Regions from separate parts of the Homo sapiens genome. Here region 1 is linked to region 2. The links are chromatin loops, found by intact Hi-C in ENCODE. Cell type or tissue: HepG2. All regions are shown on one strand. Links, peaks and the distances in the headings refer to the core of each region. The heading gives the core; the rest is flanking DNA.

What was found. Peaks named below come from ENCODE experiments on the same cell type or tissue, not always from the same donor. Only the 100,000 strongest peaks of a DNase experiment are listed, where the experiment ranks them.
Region 1: a loop joins it to region 2, with 6 times the contacts of the local background. A loop is called at or near these places in 7 of 110 quality-filtered maps.

What each region holds. Positions count from the first base shown.
Region 1 is chrX:123,776,429-123,784,758 of GRCh38, forward strand. No RefSeq gene overlaps it. Among named protein-coding and RNA genes, the nearest start is that of THOC2, 48 kb to the left of the region's middle. RefSeq lists an enhancer at 1,549-2,341. In HepG2, for the core only: a CTCF peak has its summit at 1,519 (motif pointing right); DNase peaks (open chromatin) are centred at 1,533, 3,663 and 4,183; H3K4me3 peaks cover 840 bases.
Region 2 is chrX:123,828,292-123,836,621 of GRCh38, forward strand. No RefSeq gene overlaps it. Among named protein-coding and RNA genes, the nearest start is that of XIAP, 28 kb to the right of the region's middle. In HepG2, for the core only: a CTCF peak has its summit at 5,257 (motif pointing right); DNase peaks (open chromatin) are centred at 2,280 and 5,270.

The DNA.
Region 1 (8,330 bases), core at 184-8,183, 52 kb before region 2:
TCGCTTGAGCCCTGGAGTTCAAGACCTGCCTGAGCAAAGTAGGGAAACCCTGTCTCTACAAAATTAAAAATTAAAAAAAAAAAAGCCGGGCATGGTGGCGCCCACCTGCAGTGTAGTCGCAGCTACTCAGGAGGCTGAGTTGGGTGGATAGCTTGAGCCCAAAAGGCCGAGGCTGCAGTGAGCTATGATCGCACCGTCGCACTCCACCCTGGAGACAGAGAAAGACCCCATCTCAAAAACAAACAAAGGAACAAACAAACAAAAAACTTGGCTTGTGTCATGCTTCGAAACCCCTCACCTGCTTTTTTCTTTGCTTGTTGTTGTTGTTGTTGCTGTTAAGAGATAAAGTCTCTCTGTAGCCCAGGCTGGAGTGCGGTGGTGTGATCACAGCTCGCTGTAGCCTGGAACTCCTGGGCTCAAGCAAGCCTCCTGCCTCAGCCTTCCGAGTAGCTGGAACTATAGGCACGCACCACCATAACCGCCTAATTTTTTAATTTTTTATTTATTTATTTTTTTTTGAGATGGAGTTTTTGCTCTGTTGCCCAGGCTGGAGTGCAGTGGCATGATCTCGGCTCACTGAAACCTCTGCCTCCTGGGTTCAAGCGATTCTCCTGCCTCAGCCTCCCAAGTAGCTGGGATTACAGGCGCCTGCCACCACACCCGGCAAATGTTTGTATTTTTACTAGAGACGAGGTTTCACCATGTTGGCCAGGCTGGTCTCGAACTCTTAACCTCAGGTGATCTACCCTCCTCGGCCTCCCAAAGTGCTAGGATTACAGGCGTGAGCCACCACGCCTGGCCGTGATCTACTTTTAATTTGGACTAGTGTAACTCCTTCATGCAATAAACTGAAAAGAGTCATTTTGTCTGTCAGGCCTCTGAGCCCAAGCTAAGCCATCATATCCCCTGTGACCTGCACGTATATATCCAGATGGCCTGAAGCAACTGAAGAATCACAAAAGAAGTGAAAATGGCCTGTTCCTGCCTTAACTGATGGCCTTACCTTGTGAAATTCCTTCTCCTGGCTCATCCTGGCTCAAAAGCTCCCCCACTGAGCACCTTGTGTCCCCCACCCCTGCCAGCCAGAGAACAACCCCCTTTGACTGTAATTTTCCACCACCTACCCAAATCCTATAAAACGGCCCCACCCCTATCTCCCTTCGCTGACTCTCTTTTCGGACTCAGCCTGCCTGCCCCCAGGTGATTAAAAAGCTTTATTGCTCACACAAAGCCTGTTTGGTAGTCTCTTTACAGCTCACACAAAGCCTGTTTGGTAGTCTCTTTACACGGACGCGCGTGAAATTGTCTATTCTTGAAGTACCTCATTTAAACAAAGGTCAAGGAGTAGGCACCTGGTAGTATCAAGCCTGAAACAAAGCAATAACGTGATGTTTCACCCAAGCCCAGAGTCCTAAGATCACAGACGACTAGGCTGTGTCTGGCAAGAAGCTCCTCAGCTCCCTCTCTGCAGTTCCCTGCCCTAAGCGAATGTCACCACCTGCTGAGAGCAACAGCAGCAGTACCACTAGAGGGAGCCTTTGGTGGTAAAAGAAAGATCCCCTGGTATCTCCAACCTAACCAAGAGGGCAGAGCTTAGAGAGGATACCTTCCCTTTGGTGAGGTGACAGGATATCTGGCTTGCCACAGATATCTTTTTTTTTTTTTTTTTTTTTTTGAGACGGAGTCTCGCTGTGTCCCCCAGGCTGGAGTGCAGTGGCGCGATCTCGGCTCACTACAAGCTCTGCCTCCCGGGTTCCCGCCATTATGCTGCCTCAGCCTCCCGAGTAGCTGGGACTACAGACGCCAGCCACCACGCCCGGCTAATTTTTTTGTATTTTTAGTAGAGACGGGGGTTTCACCGTGTTAGCCAAGATGGTCTCGATCTCCTCACCTCGTTATCCGCCCGCCTCGGCCTCCCAAAGTGCTGGGATTACAGGCGTGAGCCACCGCGCCCGGCCCACAAAGATCTTTTTGACCAGACATATGCTAGCTAAGGGATGTCCAAACACCAGAATGTGAAGCCAACCTTCCATCAGACTTAAACTTTTGACAGGAGAACAAATCTCAAACTGATGAATCAGTCATGTAGCTAGCTAGCTATAGAGCTTTCAACTTAAATTAGCAGCAGCTGCCCAATGCCATGTGAAGTAACAAACTGGTTTTTGGGTTTTTTTCCCTTTGGTTTTAATGTTATGTGTAATATATACATATATATATATATATATATATATATATTTTTTTTTTTTTTTTTTTTTTTTTTTTGGTTGAGACGGAGTCTTGCTCAGTCGCCCAGGCTGGAATGCAGTGGCGCGATCTCGGCTCACTGCAAGCTACGCCTCCCGGGTTCACGCCATTCTCCTGCCTCAGCCTCCCGAGTAGCTGGGACTACAGGCGCCCACCACCACACCCAGCTAATTTTTTTTGTATTTTTAGTAGAGACGGGGGTTTCACCATGTTAGCCAGGATGGTCTCGATCTCCTGACCTTGTGATCCAAAAAGTACTGTGCAGTTTTAAAATCAGAATGGTGATAAATATATAAATTAATTTGGGAATAATTACTACTTTTGCAAAATTCAATCCTTTGCTGTCCCTCTAGATTAATTTTAGTCTCTTTTTTTTTTTTTTTTTTTTTTGAGACAGAGTCTTGCTCTGTCGCCCAGGCTGGAGTTGGAGTGCAGTGGCGTGATCTCGGCTCACTGCAAGCTATGCCTCCCGGGTTCACGCCATTCTCCTGGCTCTCAGCCTCCCGAGTAGCTGGGACTACAGGCGCCCGCCATCATGTCTGGCTAATTTTTTTTTCTTTTTTTTTTTTTTTGTATTTTTTAGTAGAGACGGGGTTTCACCGTGTTAGCCAGGATGGTCTCGATCTCCTGACCTCATGATCCGCCCGCCTCGGCCTCCCAAAGTGCTGGGATTACAGGCGAGAGCCACCGCGCCCGGCCTAGTCTCCTTTATATAGGTGTTACACAATTTCTTCATTAATATCGTATTTATGAGTCACCTATAATGTGCAAGGCACTGTTTGTTCTTGTATGCTGGACATACAAGAATATGTCCCTGTTTTCATGAAGTTTACAATCTAGCTGGGGAGGGAGACAACATTTTTAAAAACAAGTAGCCGAGTGCGGTAGCTCACGCCTATAATCCTTGCACTTTGGGAGGCTGAGGCGGACGGATCATGAGGCTAGGAGTTTGAGACCAGCCTGACCAACATGGTGAAACCCCCTCTCTACTAAAAATACAAAAATTAGCCAGGCGTGGTGGTGCATGCCTGTAGTCCCAGCTACTCAGGAGGCTGAGGCGGGAGAATCGCTTGAACCCAGGAGGCAGAGGTTGCAGTGAGCCAAGATCGCACCACTGCACTCCAGCCTGAGCGACAGAATGAGAATCTGTCTCAAAATAAAACAAAATAAAATAAAATAAAATATGACAATTGGTGACAAGTGTTATAAGGAAAATAAACCTGGGTAAGAGCATAAAGAATAAAAGGAAAGGAATGCTATTTTACATAGGCTGATCAGGGAAGGCCTTTCTGATAGGTAACACTTCAGCAAAAACTTAAAGGAGGTGAATGAATCAGCCATGAGGATATCAAGGTAAAGAGCATTGCAGGCAGTAAGTACAAAGTCCTGAGGCTCAAGCATAACTGGCTTGTTTGAGGAACAGCAGGAAGCTAGTGTGACTGAAGTACAGGTGATAAGATCTGAGTGGTAACCAGGGATCAGGTTATATAAGTCCCTGTAGGTCATGGGAACGATTTTGGATTTTATTCTGAGTGGGTTTAAAAGACACTGGGAGGTTTTAAACTAAGAAGTGACATGTCTGATTTATTCTTTTAAAGGATCAGTCACTTTTATGAGGAGAATAGAATGGCAAAGGTGGAAGCTGGGAACTCAGTTAAATCCAGGAGATAGATGATGGTAGCTTGGGCCAGGGTGGTGGTGAGGGTAATTTGTGCTCAGAACAGAAAGAAGTGAGCCAGGGCCTCTTCCCTCCAGAGGCATTTACCAAGCAAAAGGTGTTCCTTAAGTGAGAGGGACACATGAGACAATGAGTTAGTGACCTGCAGCCACCAGGAAAGTAGACCCTGGACTCTGGATATCTCTCTCTCTGTGTGTGTGTGTCTCTGTCTCTGTCTCTCTCTCTCTCTCTCTCACACACACACACACACACACACACACTCTCTCTCTCTCTCTCTCTCTCTCTCTCTCAACTAGGATTCTGTTGTAGTCTTTGCTCCAGGGGTCATTTGCCCAGCCCAGGAAACAACTGATAGGCAAGCAGTGCTTTGGGGTGGACACTGGGAACTGAAGAAAGCAGCTGAAGCTGTCCACCAGCCAAAGGGGACTCCTAGTGCAAATTACACTCTTGTGCAGAGAGAACTCAAAGGACTACACTCTGGAATATGGAAACAAAAAATTCCTCAAGCTTTGTTTCCAGACCACTAATGCTTTCAGGTGAGTCATGACTAAGGCAAGCTTAGAGAGAGGCCAGAAACCCAGAGAGGTTAGCATAGCATGCAGGGATAGCTTTTAACCTTAAGGTGTTTGACCATTCCAAAGAGGTATGTGAGAAGCTGAGCTGCTCATTTGTTGGTTTATGGGGCTGGGGGACAAAAGGTGGAATCTAAGGTGTACTGTTCCCTGCTTTGGGTTTGGAAACTAGATAGCTACACCCTAGTAGTAAGGACGAACCAGAAGTAAATTAGCCTTCATGACCTCTATAGATCAGATTTATCATTTGAATGGCCCACAAAATACCAAGATTTAAACTTGGAATAAGGTAATCCCGTACTCTTCCCATACTATTAGTGCCCCAGGCACTTGGTAAGGAACAAAAAAATCCTTTCTGGGAAAAGATAATATTATTCCAAGTCTCAAATTATTTCTATAAATAATTCTTCAGGACCGGGCACAGCGGCTCACACCTGTAATCCCAGCACTTTGGAAGGCCAAGGCGGGTGGGTCACCGGAGGTAAGGAGTTCGATACCAGCCGGGCCAACATGGTGAAACCCCATCTCTACTAAAAATACAAAAATTAGCTGGGTATGTTGGCAGGCACCTGTAATCCCAGCTATTCGGGAAGCTGAGGCAGGAGAATTGCTTGAACCCAGGAGATGCAGTTGCAGTGAGTCAAGATCGCGCCACTGCACTCCAGCCTGGGCGACAAAAGCAAGACTCCATCTCAATAATAATAATAACAATAATTCTTCAAATAGGATATCCAACACATAACTAAGGATAATCAGGGGCCAGATGTGGTGGCTTACGCCTGTAATCCCAACACTTTGGGAGGCTGAGGTGGGCAGATCACGAGGTCAGGAGTTCGAGACCAGCCTGGCCATCATGGTGAAACCCCCGTCTCTACTAAAAATACAAAATTTAGCTGGGCGTGGTGGTGGGTACCAGTAATCCCAGCTACTTGAAAGGCTGAGGCAGGAGAATCATTTGAACTCGGGAGGCGGAGGTTGCAGTAAGCTGAGATCGTGCCATTGCACTCCAGCTTGGACAACAGGACGAGACTCCGTCTCAAAAAATAAATAAATAAATAAATAAATAAATAAATAAATAAATAACCAGAGCCAGGCACAGTGGCTCGTGCCTGTAATCCCAGCACTTTCAGGAGGCCGGGGAGGTGGCTCACTTGAGGTCAGGAGTTCAAGACCAGCACACCTGCAGTCCCAGCTACTCAGGAGGCTGAGGCATGAAAATTGCTTGAGCCTAGGAGGCAGAGGTTGCAGTGAGCCGAGATTGAGCCACTGCGCTCCATCGTGGGCAACAGAGTGAGACTCTCTCAAAAGAAAAAAGAAAAAAGATAACGAGACACACAGTGAGAGACAACAAAGATTGAGCAAGAAGCATCAGAAACAACAGACAATACAAATACATCTGCCATCCACTATGACTCTAGATACTGTTAAAACCCCTATTTAAATACTCCTTAAGGAATTAGAAACTGTAAGGTGATACTACAGATTTGAAAACAAACAAACCAACTGGCTGGGCGCATTGGCTCACGCCTGTAATCCCAGCACTTTGGGAGGCGAAGGCAGCAGGTGGATCACCTGAGGTCAGGAGTTCGAGACCAGCCTGGCCAACATGGTGAAACCCCATCTCTACTAAAAATACAAAAATTAGCCAGGTATGGTGGCACATGCCTGTGGTCCCACCTACTTGGGAGGTTGAGGTGGGAGGAGGATCACTTGAGCCCAGGAGGTTGAGGCTACAATGAGCCATGTTTGTACCACTGCACTCCAGGCTGGGCAACAGGGCAAGACCCTGTCTCAAAAAAGAAAAAGAAAAACTGTCAGTAGTAATAAAGTAGAATTTATTTAATCTTATAAAATAGCAAAATGGAATTTCCTTAATCTTAAAAGAAACCTAAAGCAAGCATCAAACTTAAAGAATAAATATTAAAAGCTTTCCCCTATTAATGAGGAATGAGACAATGATATCCATTATCACTATTTCTATTCAATATTTTACTAGGCACAAAACAGCAATAAAAAATAAAAAAATTAAAGGTAAAAATATTAAAGATTAGGGCTGGGCGCAGTGGCTCATGCTTGTAATCCCAGCACTTTGGGAGGCAGAGGCGGATGGATCCCTTGAGGTCAGGAGTTCGAAACCAGCATGACCAACATGGCGAAATTCCTCTACTAAATACAAAAAATTAGCCAGGCTTGATGGCGGGCGCCTGTAATCCCAGCTACTTGGGAGGCTAAAACAGGAGAATCCCTTGAACCCGGGAGGCAGGAGTTGCAGTGAGCTGAGATTGTGCCATTGCACTACAGCCTGGGCAACAAGCGCAAAACCTCGTCTCAAAAAAAAAAAAAAAAAAGAAAAAAAGAAAAAGAAAAAAGAAAAAGTACAGTAAATTATTATAATTAATTAGAGAGTTTAGCAAATTGCTGGATACAAAATTAGCATTCAAAAATAAATTATAGAAGTATTATAGAAGTAAATATTTGTGATCCTGGGATAGGAAATAGTTTCTTAGATAGAGCATCAAAAACACAAATGACAAAAGAAAAAAATAGATAAATAGGGCTTCATAAAAATTTAAAATTTTTGTACACCATAAGTCACCATCAAGAAAGTAAAAAGACAACCTACAGAATGGGAGAAAATATTTGCAAACCATATATCTGACAAGGGACTTTTATCTAGAATGTATAACCTTAACATTCAATAATCTTTAAAAAAAAAAAAGCCCAATTTGTTTTTTTGTTTTTTTTTTTGTTTGTTTTTTGTTTTTTGTTTTTTTTTGAGACGGAGGCTCACTCTGTCACCCAGGCTGGAGTGCAGTGGTGCGATCTCAGCTCACTGCAAGCTCCGCCTCCCAGGTTCACGCCATTCTCCTGCCTCAGCCTCCCGAGTAGCTGGGACTACAGGCGCCTGCCACCACGCCCAGCTAATTTTTTGTATTTTTAGTAGAGATGGGGTTTCACCGTGTTAGCCAGGATGGTCTCGATCTCCTGACCTCTTGATCTGCCCACCTTGGCCTCCCAAAGTGCTGGGATTACAGGTGAGAGCCACCACGCCCAGCCAAAAAAAAAAGCCCAATTTTCAAAAAGGGGCAAAGGGGCCGGGCACGGTGGCTCACGCCTGTAATCTCAGCACTTTGGGAGGCCAAGGCAGGGGGATCAGGAGGTCAGGAGTTCGAGACCAGCCTGGCCAAAGCGACCAGCCTGGCCAACATGGTGAAACCCTGTCTCTACTAAAAATACAAAAATTAGCCGGGCATGGTGGCAGTACCTGTAATCCCAGCTACTCGGGAGGCTGAGGCAGGAGAATTGCTTGAACCCAGGAGGCAGAGGTTGCAGTAAGCTGAGATTGCCCCATTGCACTCCAGCCTGGGCAACAGAGTGAGACTCCTACTCAAAAAAAAAAAAAAAAAAAAGTTGGCGGATGCGGGGACAGCAAAGGGCTTAAGTAGACATTTCTTCAAAGAAGATATACAAATGGCTGATAAAGACATTTAAAGATATTCAGGGCCAGACGTGGTGGCCCACATCTATAATCCCAGCACTTTGGGCTGCCAACGTGGGAGGATATCTTGAGCCCAGGAGTTCACGACCAGCCTGGGCAACATAGTGAGACTATCTCTACATAAAAACAAAAAATAAGGCTGGGCATGGTTGCTCACACCTGTAATCCCAGCAATTTGGGAGGCCGAGGCAGGCAGATCACCTGAGGTCAGGAGTTTGAGACCAGCCTGGCCAACGTGGCAAAACGCTGTCTCTACTAAAAACTACAAAAATTAGCCTGGCATGGTGGCGGGCGCCTGTAATCCCAGCTACTTGGGAGGCTGAGACAGGAGAATCGC
Region 2 (8,330 bases), core at 272-8,271:
CCTGAACCCTGGAGGCAGAGGTTGTGGTGAGCCCAGATGGCGCCACAGCACTCCAGCCTCGACCACAGACTGAGATGCTGTCTCAAAAAAAATAAATAGGCAGGCATGATGGCTCATGCCTGTAATCCCAGCACTTTGGGAGGCCAATGTGGGCAGATCACCTGAGGTCAGGAGTTCAAGACCCGCCTGACCAAAATGGAGAAACCCCGTCTCTACTAAAATTACAAAAAATTAGCCGGGCATGGTGGTGCATGCCTGTAATTCCAGCTACTCGGGAGGCTAAGGCAGGAGAATCGCTTGAACTCGGGAGGCCGAAGTTGCGGTGAGCCAAGATCCTGCCATTGCACTCCAGCCTGGGCAACAAGAGCGAAACTCCGTCTCAAAAATAAATAAATCGGTCGGGTGCAGTGGCTCACGCCTGTAATCCCAGCACTTTGGGAGGCCGAGGTGGGAGGATCACGAGGTCAGGAGATTGAGACCATCCTGGCTAACACGGTGAAACCCTGTCTCTACTAAAAATACAAAAAAAAAATTAGCCGGGCTTGGTGGTGGGTGCCTGTAGTCCCAGCTACTCGGGTGAGGCAGGAGAATGGCGTGAACCCGAGAGGCGGAGCTTGCAGTGAGCCGAGATCACACCACTGCACTACAGCCTGGGCAACAGAGCGACACTCCGTCTCAAAAATAAATAAATAAATAAAGCCGGGCGTTGTGGCTCACCCCTGTAATCCCAGCACTTCGGGAGGCCAAGGCAGGCGGATCACCTGAGGTCAGGAGTTCGAGACCTGCGTGACCAACATGGAGAAACCCTGTCTCTACCAAAAATACAAAATTAGCCAGGCGTGGTGACACATGCCTATAATCCCAGCTACTCGGGAGGCTGAGGCAGGAGAATCGCTTGAATTCGGGAGGTGGAGGTTGCAGTGAGCCGAGATCGCGCGATTGCACTCTAGCCTGGGCAACAAGAGGGAAACTCCGTCTCAAAAAATAATAATACTACTAATAATTAATAAATAAAGTCCTTTCTACATTTTAAAATCAGGGGAAATATTTTGCATCCATCCTGCTTGCTCTGTTTTTTTACCTTAGTAATTATGATAGTATAGTTTTAATCCATTTTAATAGGTAAATTTACTTCATATTTTATAGATTTGTAGTGTTCTTATTTAAAATTAAATTTCCAGCAATTACATATTTGGGGTCTAGATACTATATTTGATGGAGGAAAACCAAATATACAGCATCTTATTCCATTTCCTTCACTTCTTTTTATAAGTCATCTCTTATCCTTCAAAATGCTTTCCCTCTTTTGGCTTCATCTCATTATCAAACACTTCAACAATATGGCTTCTACTATCCTAAATTATCTCATTCACTTTCCTTTTTGACAGTCTTCCACCCCATCCCAATTTCTCTCCTCCATCTTCCTACCTACTTTTTCTTTTTTTAGGAGATTAGGTCTCCCTATGTTGCCCAGGCTGGAGGACGGTGGCCATTCACAGGTACAATCATAGCTCACTGCAGCCTCTAACTCCTGGGCTCAAGTGATCCTTCCGCCTCAGCTTCCAGAATTGCTGGGACTACATGAGTGCACCACAGTGCCTGGCTATCTTCCTACCTACTAAGTGTTATGAAAGAAATTCTAATCAGGCCAGGCCTGGTGGTTCACACCTGTAATCCCAGCACTTTGGGAGGCCGAGGCGGGTGGATCACCTGAGGTCAGGAGTTCAAGACCAGCCTGGCAAACATGGCAAAACTCCGTCTCTACTGAAAATACAAAAATTAGCCGGGCGTGGTGGCACTCACCTGTAATCCCAGCTACATGGGAGGCAGAGGCAGGAGAATCGCTTGAACCCCGGAGGCGGAGGTTGCAGTGAGCTGAGATCATGCCACTGCACTCTAGCCTGGGCAAGAGTGAGACTCTGTTTCAAAAAGAAAGAAATTCTAATCATACTGCCTGGATTCCATACAAAGTCAGTTTCTCAATGGATAACCCTTAACATCCAACTCTGGAAAGGAATAGCCTTTGGGTCTAAGGCAGCCTCCTAGCTAGCAAATGGTTTGCCAGGATAGCAAATGGTTTGCCAGGATCCATGCATCACTTAAAACCCACAGCTTAAGGTTATATGCATGATGGAACTTGAATGTATTCCTTGAACTTTTGTAGCTTACTGGTTACTCTTTGCTCAGATCTCAGTTCCTGTTTGTTCACTCATCCCTTGCTGAGTGCCCCACGCCACACGCCGCACCATCTACTCCACCCACACCATTTTCCAGTTACTGAACCTTGCCCAACCCTTGTCGGTTGCCATGACTACTTCCATGCTAAGTCAGGACTGACTTCTCCGCCAGGAGCTTTTTTTTTTTTTTTTTTTTTTTTTGAGGCAGAGTCTCACTCTGTCGCCAGGCTGGAGTGCAGTGGCACGATCTCGGTTCACTGCAACCTCCGCCTCCCAGGTTCAAGCGATTCTCCTGCCTCAGCCTCCCAAGTAGCTGGAATAACAGACGCGGGCCACCACTCCCAGCTAATTTTTTTTGTATTTTTAGTAGAGATGGGGTTTCACCATGTCGGTCAGGCTGGTCTTGAACTCCAGACCTTGTGATCCGCTCCCCTCAGCCTCCCAAAGTGCTGGGATTAGAGGCGTGAGCCACCGCACCTGGCCCCACCGGGAGCTTTTTTTTAATTTAATTTTATTTTTTTGAGACGGAGTTTCGCTCTTGTTGCCCAGGCTGGAGTGCAGTGACGTGATCTTGGCTCACTGCAACCTCCGCCTCCCGGGTTCAAGCGATTCTCCTGCCTCAGTCTCCCAAGTAACTAGGATTACAGGCATGTGCCACCGCACCCGGCTAATTTTGTATTTTTAGTAGAGACAAGGTTTCTCCATGTTGGTCAGGCTGCTCTGGAACTCCTGACCTCAGGTGATCCACCCGCCTCGGCCTCCCAAAGTGCTGAGATTACAGGCACGAGCCACCGCGCCTGGCCCACTGGAGCTTTTTAAAACTCCTATATATTGAGACACACACTATACTAAATGCATCACATCCCTATCTCATTGAATGCTCACAACCTTATGAAGCATGAATTACCCCTTTGCTTTCAGCCAATGGTCATGCCTTCCATAATGTGGGAAAGAATGAGCCCATCCAACATAAGCTTCCCTAATTCCTCTCTTATCCATCTCAACCTTTCTCTGGAAGTTTTCTGCTTCACTTCATTTTCTCCAATTGTGAAAAAATATCAACTAGACAGAGACAGAAATAAAGAGGCATCTGAGAGACAGACATAGTCAGTCCATGGTCTCAAGAAGAACAGACCTTTTTTTTTGAGACGGAGTTTCACTTTTGTCACCTAGGCTGGAGTGCAATGGCGTGATCTCGGCTCACTGCAACCTCCACCTCCAGAGTTCAAGCGATTCAACTACCTCAGCCTCCCGAGTAGCTGGGATTACAGGTGCCCGCCACCACACCTGGCTAATTTTTGTATTTTTAGTAGAGATGGGGTTTCGCCATGTTGGCCAGGCTGGTCTCAAACTCCTGACCTCAGGTAATCCACCTTAGGTGCTGGGATTACAGGCATGAGCCACCATGCCCGGCCAGATGGCTTTGATTTTATCTTTGCAACCACCATTCCTATCCTGATGACTCCAGACCCCTCCCTGATAAGTTTCAAAATAATGGCTCCAAATGTCCCATCTCCCACCACAGCTGCCCTTGCCTCAGCTTTGAGGAAAGCATACCACACTCTTCTTTACGTTCTATCACATTTGGTCACTGGCTGAGAGAAGCCCCTCGGATCATCTATCCTTTCCCTTCCTTTCATCTCCACACTGTTCTGTTTCCTCCCCAACACAAATCCACAATGCACCTCTCCCTCTCAGATTTTTCCACTGCACCATAGGGAATTCTCATTCAAAGATAGACAAACTCCTTTCCATGGAAACGTTCCCACTTTCTAGCTCTAAATGAAACATTGCTCTCTCCTCAAGACACCACTGCCCTGCATCTCCCTCCAGGGGAGGCCACACATTTATTCATTTTCTACATATTACAAGACCCAGAAGGCGGGCGTGGTGGTTCACGCCCATAATCCCAGCACTTTGGGAGGCGAAGGCAGGCGGATCTCTTGAGATCAGTTTGAGACCAGCCTAGCCAAAATGGCGAAACCCCGTCTCTACTAAAAATACAAAAATTAGCCAGGCATCATGGCTTATGCCTGTAGTCCCAGCTACTCGGGAGTCTGAAGCAGGGGAATCACTTGAACCTGGGAGGTGGAGGCTGCAGTGAGCTGAGATTGCACCACTGCACTCCAGTCTGGGCAACAGAGCGAGACTCTGTCAAAAAAAAAAAAAAAAAAGACCCAGAGGTAGGGTTGGTATGCTCTTACTACTCTGTCACTATTTCTAAGCTGTAACTCTTCCAACATTGCGTCTTTGAAGTTCATGTCACCCAGTTTTTCTTCTTCATTGCAGTCATCTAACAACCTACTGGCCAGCCTCTCACTGGATATATTGCCACCTGTATCACAGTCTTCCTCTACTAAATTGGCCATCAACCTGGATGACTTCAGTGTTCTTATCAATAAACATCCATCTTGGGCACTTAATGTCTAGGTTGGGGAGTCTAAGATGGCAGCATTTGAACAGCCTTTGCTGACTTAACCTTCTGGTTTCTTGGTGGTTTCTCATTATAAAAGCACTGCATTTGAACAGAGACTCAGCCTTGTGGTGTCCGGTATAGAGAATCGAGGATGGTGTCAGTTCTAAAAAAAAATCTGAATTTTTTTTCAGCAGCTGACTAGATATCTAAGTATCTTATATGGGGAATTGTCTGGGAAAGGTGTTTAAGCAAGAGTTGCAGCAGACAGTCTAGGCTTATCTAGCAAGAATGTATTCAAATCAGCTCTATTACAAAGGGATGACATTGAATTAAAGTTCCATGATGTTGATAAATAAAACAATATTTCATCAAATATTTCCTGAGAGCCTACTACATGCTAGGTACTGTCCCAGAAGCTGAGGACAAAGGAGAAAGAAAAGAAGACATTATCCCATTGCTCAAATTAGTTTATAACTGTTTAACATAAATCATCCAAATATCAAGTAGAGGTAATGATACCCACTCCACAGGGTAACATTGTTTTGAGTTTTAAATGAGAGCATTAATGTACAGCAAATAGCTCAATGTATACATGGTCAGTAAATGGTAAAGGCATGGGGCTATTATGAATTCTCTGCACCTCCCAAATATGACCACCAGGTGTCAGCCTCCCCTAGCCAAACCCTACCAGGTGAAGGGTGTCCAGGTTGTCTATCCTCTCCAACACTAGAGGAAAGAGCAAAGGATCTTGGTGCGACGATTTACCCTTCACCTACTGCTGTTCTGAGCTACTTAGGTGCACAAATATCAGCACCGATTTTTTTTTGAGATGGAGTTTCGCTCTTGTTGCCCAGGCTGGAGTGCAATGGCGTGATCTCGGCTCATTGCAACCTCCGCCTCCCAGATTCAAGCGATTCTCCTGTGTCAGCCTTCCGAGTAGCTGGGACTTCAGGCGTGTGCCACCATGCCCAGCTAATTTTTTTGTATTTTTTAGTAGAGACGGGGGCGGGGGGGTTCGCCATGTTGGCCAAGCTGGTCTCGAACTCCTGACCTCAGGTGATCCACCCGCCTCGGCCTCTCAAAGTGCTGGGATGACAGGCGTGAGGCACCTCACCCAGCCCAGAAATATCTTAGTACCTATTTTAGGTGAGAACTTGCCTGCCTACAGACTAAACCCAGTTGTGCAGTCTCCCTAGACATGGAAATTTGGAAATGTCCAAGATAAGGTCAAGGAAAAACAGAAAAAGAACGTTCAAGGCAAAGAAGAGCAAAAAAGTGGAATCAGGAAAAAGCCAGGGAGAGAATGAAATAGGAGGAGGAAAGAAGAGATTTAGAGAGAGGAAAAGATAAAACTTTTCTTACTCAGTCACCTCTCCAGGGCCTCACCAAAAGCTGTGCCAAAGCCCTTTCATTTAAGCCACCAGCAACCTGAAACCCCCACCTCCCAGGCTCCTGCCACAGGTCAAATCCCTTTTTAATCCTTGTAATCCCACTGATTCTCTAGCTGGCTTTCTCTTGGATATATTTCAGAGAGGAGCTTTAGAGTCCCTGGCAAAGAACTCATCATTCATTTTTGGCCCATGTAATTTCTACTTTATATATGAGCTTCCATCTTTTCCAGACTTCCCTGTTCTCCCCATTAGAAACTATATTTCCATTTTTTGAGAGACACTTTTCCCCCACTTACAATAGCCTCTTTCACTTTGCTAGTTCACCAAGCTGCAGGTTTTATTTCCCAAGTGCATAGTATTTTTTATCATTGGCATACATTTTTTTCAGGCTTCCAAAAAGTATTTTTAAAGTAGTCCACAGGCTTCCTGTGGGTTATTGACTTTTTGAATGTTAGTCTTAATTTGTCCTAATGTCTAGTAACATGTGGCATACCCAAACAGGAGTAAGCCTTGTTCGGACACCATCCTGAAGCAGGATTGTTGACTCAGTCTGCTCTCTTTGGGCAGAAACCTGGCTGTAACTGAGTTAGGCCCATCCACCGGTTAAGAGCTCTTTACTTCACACAGAACAGATCTTTGCTCAGGAATTTCTAAAGAAAACCAGAAGGAGGCCAGGCGCCATGGCTCACGCCTGTAATCCCAGCAATTTGGGAGGCCAAGGAGGGTGGATCACTTGAGGTCAGGAGTTTGAGACCAGCCTGGCCAACATGGTGAAACCCCTTCTCTACTAAAAAAATACGAAAATTAGCTGGGTGTGGTGGTGTGCTATGCCTGCAATCCCAGCTACTCAGGAGACTGAGGCAGGAGAATCGCTTGAACCCGGGAGGCGGAGGTTGTGGTGAGCCAAGGTCACGCCACTGCACTCCAGCCTCGGTGACAGAGTGAGACTTTGTCTCAAAAAAAAAAAAATTAAAGCATATTGCAATTCACGTAAAGGCTAAATTTATGAACTAATGAACTACCGCTAATTCCTCCTCACTCTTAGCAAGAAATGGTTAAGGGAAGTGAAGCAATTTCTAGGACAACATAAGGATTCTAGGAATTTACAGCCAGTTACCTGAAAAGTCTGAACTTGGATTTCTTCCAAATAATGACCAATCCAGGTCATTGCCTGATCAATCACAAGAGGCCTGAGCCTACAAGGCCATGTCCCACCTCTCAACTCTCCCATGGGAGGCTGTCATGAGACAATTTCCCATCGGCTCTCAGGCTCTGATGAGGAATGGAGCTTTCTGCCTCACTCCCACATAATATAAAACTGCTTTTAAATATAATACATAAATAAAAATTTATAAAATGCACATTGTATAAATATTAAATATAAATTTATATAAATATATATCCTGCATACTATAAAGCTGCAGAACATAAAACCTCCAAGTGGTAGCTGTGAAGGGACTCCTCCCAAATACAATGTCCCACAACACACATTGCAGTCATCTGGCCCCTTTTTGCTTCATTGTCATGTTTTTTTGTTTGTTTTTGAGACAGATTCTCACTCTGTTGCCCAGATTGGAAATGCAATGGCGCAATCACAGCTTACTGAAGCCTTGAAATCCTGGGCTCAAGCAGTCCTTCTGCCTTAGCCTCCTGAGCAGTTGGAACCACAGGTGCCTGCCACCATGCCTAGCTAATTTTTATTTTATTTTTTGTAGTGACGGTGTCTCACTATGTTGCACAGGTTGTTCTTGAACTCCTGGGCTCAAGTGATCTTGCAGCCTTAGCCTCCCAAAGCACTGGGATTATAGGCATGAGCCACCGTGCCCAGCCAGTGTTGTATTTTTAGTGTTGGGGACAATGATTCACAGGGAGCTCTCACCTAGGTTTAGTCTTCTTTTTGCTGTCTAAGTAATAAAATGTCTAAATCTAGAATGACTCATTGTTTCTTTACCAACCAAATTAGTCAGCTCTTGGCCCTTGCCTTGCCTTTTTTTTCTTTGAGACAGAGTCTCCCTCTGTTGCCAGGCTGGAGTACAGTGGGGTGATCTTGGCTCACTGCAATCTCCGCCTCCCGGGTTCAAGCGATTCTCCTGCCTCAGCCTCCTGAGTAGCTGGGATTGCAGGCATAGTACGCCACCACACCCAGCTAATTTTCATATTTTTTTAGTAGAGACGAGGTTTCACCATGTTGGCCAGGCTGGTCTCGAACTCCTGTCGCTGGGACTATACAGGTGCGTGCAACCACACCCGGCTAATTTTTTTTTTGGTAGAGACGAGGTTTCTCCATGTTGGCCAAGCTGGTCTCGAACTCCTGTAGCTGGGACTATACAGGCACGTGCAATCACA